2 separate regions of the Homo sapiens genome follow, and region 2 is linked to region 1. Evidence: chromatin loops called from intact Hi-C (ENCODE). Cell type or tissue: dorsolateral prefrontal cortex. All regions are shown on one strand. Links, peaks and the distances in the headings refer to the core of each region. The heading gives the core; the rest is flanking DNA.

Region 1 (2,929 bases), core at 95-2,594:
CCAGGACTTTGAGTATTATAAAGAATTAATTGGCCAGGTTCACCCCTGTTATCCCAGCACTTTGGGAGGATGGGGTGGAAGGATCCCTTGAACCCAGGAGTTCGAGATCAGCCTGGGCAACATAATGTGACCCTGTCTGTACAAAACAAACAAACAAACCTGGGTGTGGCGGCGCATGCTTGTGTTCCCAGCTACTCCAGAAGCTGAGGCAGGAGGATGGCTTGAGTCCAGGAGGTTGAGGCTGCAGTGAGCCATGATCGTGCAGTGGCACTCCAGCCTGGGTGACAGAGTGAGATCCTGCCTAAGAAAAAAAAAAAAAAAAAAAAAAAATGAAAGCACCCTGCTCATAGTAGGTGTTTAATCATGATTATATTTAATGGAACCCCCTAAAGTAACCTAAAATGCTACTGGAGATAAGAACCCATCTCTCTTTACTTCAAGGTCATAACTCCATAACCGTTTGTTTCAAGGTTGGCTCTCTTTACAACAGGCTTTTGTGAGGTAGTCTCTTAATGATAACATTTGGGCTATTAGTAATTTACTGACAGTTGCTCATAGACACCTGCCTTGTTGAGATCCATGTTATAGTTCATAAGAGCCTAATATGCACGTATTCTGGGATGTGAAGGGTTATTCTTTAGATGAGGATTGTGGACCGCAGATGTCCTTCAACCTCACTGGAAAGGTCCACACTACAGGAAATGGGATTACACTTCATCAGGAGGGATTTAGGTTAGATGGGAAGAAGAACTTTCTGACTGATGATTTCCTTCCTTGAAATCTTTAAAAATAGACTAGTTCCCCATTTGTCAATTTTCAAGATGCTGGGGGTTAGAATAGATGGTTTTTCAAGATCTCTTTTAATTCCATGTATTGCTTACGTCACAGGGCTGTATTTCTAAGAGCCACAAACTTTATTGCAAATGTGTATAGAGACAATTTAGAGACCCTATTTTTTTCCCAAAGCAATAGGAAATGCTTTCTGTCTTGCCTGCCTCTTGAAGGGCCTATAGAATAACACAAAATTGCTTTAGCAAGTTAAAGAATAATTAATGGAAAATATGCAGAAAGAGATTTTAAAAATTATTGTGTAATAAAAATTTATATTTGTATTGCACATTAAAAATGTTACTATAGGTATTATTATTTACTCATTATTAGATGTTTGAGTCAAACCTAAAACGGCATCTAATTGAGTCTGAAATCTAATTCGTTGAATGCCATTGAGTCGTGAACCCACCGTGCTGAAAAATGAGAATAAATATAAAGTAACACTGCCATCTAATGGATTCTATGTGTTACTGCCATTGTCTGAGGCAACATTTAAACTCAGATCTAATTCTAATTAATCACTGATATATTCCACCACCTTATTTTGTGTTTTTAATTCACCTTTTTTTTCTTTGTATTTTGTCCCTATAATCTGTTGGATTGATTTTTTAAATTCTTTCTTTTGTCATTTTAGGATATATTGTATCACTGTTTTCTTTTATATTTTATCTCATACTATTTTTATTATGAAATAGTTCAAATATACAAATGAGTATATGATGACCTATGTGCCCGCACCTTAGCTTTATGAAATTTTAATAAACCTAACTTTCTGCTATAAGTGCTTCAGATTTTTTAAAAGGAGAAAACATTACAGATTTAGTTGAAGACTGTATATTTCTTCTCAATTCTATTTCCCTCTGTCTCCAGAGTTCATCTTTCTCATCAGTTTGATGGTTATTAATTCCATACATGGTTTAAGGTTTTATTCTGTATTTTCTAATTAAACAATATATTTCAGCAGTTTTAAATTAAAAAATGTTTATATAAATAATATATCTGCTGCATTAACATTATATTTTTGATATTCATTCATGTTGATTCATCTACTTCTGGCTGATCATTTTAATACCTGTATAGGAATATTATATATGTACATTTTTTCCAACTTATTCTTCTGTTGATGGACATTGAGTATTTTCCCCAAGTTTTCCTTTCATCAAGCAATGTTAGAATGATGTTATTTTACATTTCTTCATGTACACATATGTGAGAATTTCTGTAAAGTGACTCATTTGCTTATGCATCTCCTAAAATAATCTTGAAAAACTATGTAATTCCTTAAACATTTTATTTTAGAGACAGGGTCTTGCTATGTTGTCCAGGTTGGAGTGCAGTGGTGTGATCACAGCTCACTGCAACCTCAAACTCCTGGGTTCAAGTGATCCTCCCACCTGAGCCTCCCAAGTAGCTAGGACTACAGCTACATGCCATCACACCCAGCTAATTTTTAAAAACATTTTTTGTAGAGATGGGGTCTTGCTATGTTGCCCAGGCTGGTCTTGAACTCCTGACCTCCTGGGAGGTCAAGTGATCCTCCTGCCTCGGCCTCCCAAAGTCCTGAGATTACAAGTGTGAGCCACTGTGCCTGGCCTCCTTGAACATTTTCAGGATAACATTAAAAATTTTTTACTTTAAATTTCAATAGTAGAAAATGATGTAGTTTTTGCTTTATTAAAATATTAATATTTTAAAATACAGTGGTTCAGATATTGAGGCAGCACCACCATCAGTATAAAGAAACATGAAGATGCTCTATTGGAATAGTCAAATTTTACATTGTTCCTTTTTCTCCTTACACTCACATTTCCATTTCACTCCACAGAGTTTTATCCCAATGCATTCCTTTAATGTATGAAAATATTTTCTCAATCATCTTCATATTTCTCCATAATAGACTATAAATCAAAATTTTAAAAAACATTTTTTCTCTGTGATTAAAAGACTGAAAGGTAAAACATTTTATTCTGTATTGAGTTATTAGCACTATTATTAGTAGTATAAAATTAGTCAAAGCAAGATAATAATTATTTTGATAAGTATTAAGCATAAATATTAAAACTTTAAATACTAAAAACATATTTTGATGAAATATATT
Region 2 (2,929 bases), core at 317-2,816, 520 kb before region 1:
ATTTGTATACGTGGTCTTACTTTTCAAAAACTCTTATTATGGAAATTTCAAAACACACAGGCAGAGAGACTAAGTTAACATAACTCCCATGTATTAATATTAACATTAACAATCATCAACACATAGCCAATTTCATCTTTACCACATCTTCCATACTCCATTCCTGTTGTAATCTGCTTTTGGGAGAGTAAACCAGGGAAGAGGCCCTTGCCAGCCCTAGAAGTGCGACAAGCATATTGCTTTCTTTAGTGACTAACAAACACAAGCCAAGGAGCATGATACATCCAGATAGTGGAATACTCTGAAATTGTAAAAAAAAAAAAAAAAAAAAAACCTTTCTATATAATGATGAAAAACCTCTGTAAGATCTACAGTGAAATGGAAAATGCAGAGGTGCAGAGAAATGCGTATTACAGGTTATCTTAAAGTGGGGAGAAAATGGGAGGAAGGAGGTGGCAAAGTGAGACATATTGAACAGATAAATAAAAAACAATAGTGATTACTTATGGGGATGAAACCAGACCCATGGAGAGCAAGGAAAGGGTGACACTTGATGCTATATATCTTTTTATCCGTTTTAGGTTTTAAACCATGTGAATATATACCCTTCTCAAGAAATGATTTTTTTGGAGTAGAATTTGTTAACATTTTTAAGTGATTTTTTTAAATTATATGATTCTGAATGATGAAAACAATAAACCACTTCTGTTTCCCTTTCCCTCAACTTTTAAATTGTAATATAAAGACCATTACGTGACAAAGAAGAAATTGGTTACAGAGCATAAAGACACAGAGGATTTTAGACAAGACTTCCACTCAGAGATGTCTGGATTTTGTAAAGCTGCTTTGAACACTTCTGCAGGGAACTCAAATCCTTATCTTCCGTATTCCTGTGAATTGCCTTTATGTTATTTCTCCTCAAAATGTATGTGTTCATCCGGGGGACCTGTAGACAGAGCACCAGACTCCTCTAAGGATGGTAGAAACCATCATAAAACAATGGGGCATTATAACCACAATGACTCTTTGCGGAAAACACAGATAAACTCTTTGAAAAACTCAGTGGCCTGCCCTGGTGCACAAAAGGCTATTACGTCTTCAGAGGCAGTTGACAGATTTATGCCTAGGACAACACAACTGCAGGAGCGCAAAAGAAGAAGAGAAGATGATCGTAAACTTGGAACTTTTCTTCAAACAAACCCAACTGGTAATGAGATTATGATTGGACCTCTGTTACCAGACATCTCTAAAGTGGATATGCACGATGACTCATTGAATACAACGGCGAATTTAATTCGGCATAAACTTAAAGAGGTAAGGTTATTTTTAAAAAACTATTCTAAGACACGATTTGGTTATAGGATTAAATGGAGAATTATTTGTGGGAACAATAGTACTGTAATTTTTTTTCACTTTTTAGTGTTTTGATGTGTTTTTCTACAGTTCTCTGTTGAAATAACTGAATTTGGCTAACATTTTATTTGCTTTAAACTGTTAATACTTGCTTTAAACAATGAACAGACATTTTATATCACTGTAGATACAAAATATTAAAGCAGTGGTTTCAGCCAATTAAATCAATCTGTGAGAGTGGAGCCCAGGCCTGCCATTTTTGTTAAAAGCTCCCCAGGTAGTTCTAATATGAGCCAAAGTTGAGAAGCAAAAGTATTGTAAATTATTTCTCTCAAATTTAGAGTTATTACAGTTTATATCAAATTCAAAATGCTTAATTTGCTTTTGTGATAAAGAGCAATAGAAGGTGGTGAGATTTCTAAAAATTAGGCCTCCAGGTATGCATTTCAAATGTAGACTTCTTAAATGATCGGGATCAGATTGTGCTGCCTAGGTAGTCTGTTTTTTTTTTTAATGTCATTTACATAATCATTTTCCATTTCCTAAGCACAAATGAAGTTAACATCTGAGTTAGCTTTTGAAAGACACCTTTTTGTGGGGTAGGGACTACTGTTACAAATCATAAACTGAGGGTTATGACATTCTCTTATACTTACTCCAAGATGCAGAAACTGCTTTTCACATAGTTTTACTCATATTTTACAATGTGATTAAGGGAGGCTAAGGTAGTTTAATTTCATATATGTACATTTTTTACCTAAAAATATCTGATTAAAGGTATTATTTAATAATAATTAAAATCCGTGGGCACAGTTTTGAAGCCTTCTTTAGCTTTTCAGTTTAGGCTGGGCCCAGTGCCTCACACCAATAACTTCAGCACTTTGGGAGGCTGAGGTGAGCAGATTGCTTGAGCCCAGGAGTCTGAGACCAGCCTGACCAATGTGATGAAACCCCATCTTTACCATAAATATACAAAAATTAGCCAGGCGTGGTGGTGAACTCTTGTAGCTACTTGGGAAGCTTAGGTGGAAGGGTACTTGAGTCTGGGAGGCGGAGGTTGCAGTGAGCCAAGATCATGCCACTGCACTCCAGCCTGGGTGACAGTGTGAGACCCTGTCTCAAAAAAAAAGGTTTTCAGTTTGTGCTGCCACCCTTACTTCCTTCCTTCAGTTACAGCTGAACTGAGGCATAGACATAGATACATACCTGTCTCAACCAGAGCTGATTACATTTTCAAGATAAACGTGTGAAGTCCAAATTCTAGGTCCAGAAATAGAACAACAAAAAAAAGATATTAAATACAGTTTACTATAGTTTCTAATAATTTTCCATTTCAAATGAAGACTCTTACTTTGCTTTGACTTATTGTATACTCTTTGTACACTCTTTTTCTGATGGTGTGTTTGCTTTTCCTTTTTCTCCAGGAAATTGAGGATTATACTGCTTCCTGCTCATTTCTCCAAAGGTTTTCATCCCCCCAAATCTATCAAACGTTATCAGTGTTTCAAGAATGCAAAACCAGGATATCTATCTGAATCCGTAATATAACAAGTGTCTTTAGATCTATAAAGGAATG

What was found. Hi-C counts contacts between places; a loop is a spot of excess contacts. Peaks named below come from ENCODE experiments on the same cell type or tissue, not always from the same donor. Only the 100,000 strongest peaks of a DNase experiment are listed, where the experiment ranks them.
Region 2: it touches region 1 in a loop (3-fold over the local background); 16 of 110 quality-filtered maps call a loop at or near these places.

Annotation. Positions count from the first base shown.
Region 1 is chr7:93,054,536-93,057,464 of GRCh38, forward strand. No RefSeq gene overlaps it. Among named protein-coding and RNA genes, the nearest start is that of SAMD9, 62 kb to the right of the region's middle. In dorsolateral prefrontal cortex, for the core only: CTCF peaks have their summits at 1,286 (motif pointing left) and 1,486; no DNase peak of the experiment used is centred there.
Region 2 is chr7:92,533,657-92,536,585 of GRCh38, forward strand. It overlaps RBM48 (RNA binding motif protein 48), which reads left to right. Exons shown (of 5, transcript NM_032120.4): 4 at 746-1,314. Among named protein-coding and RNA genes, the nearest start is that of RBM48, 6.3 kb to the left of the region's middle. In dorsolateral prefrontal cortex, for the core only: no CTCF peak of the experiment used is centred there; no DNase peak of the experiment used is centred there; H3K4me3 peaks cover 1,208 bases; H3K27ac peaks cover 1,093 bases.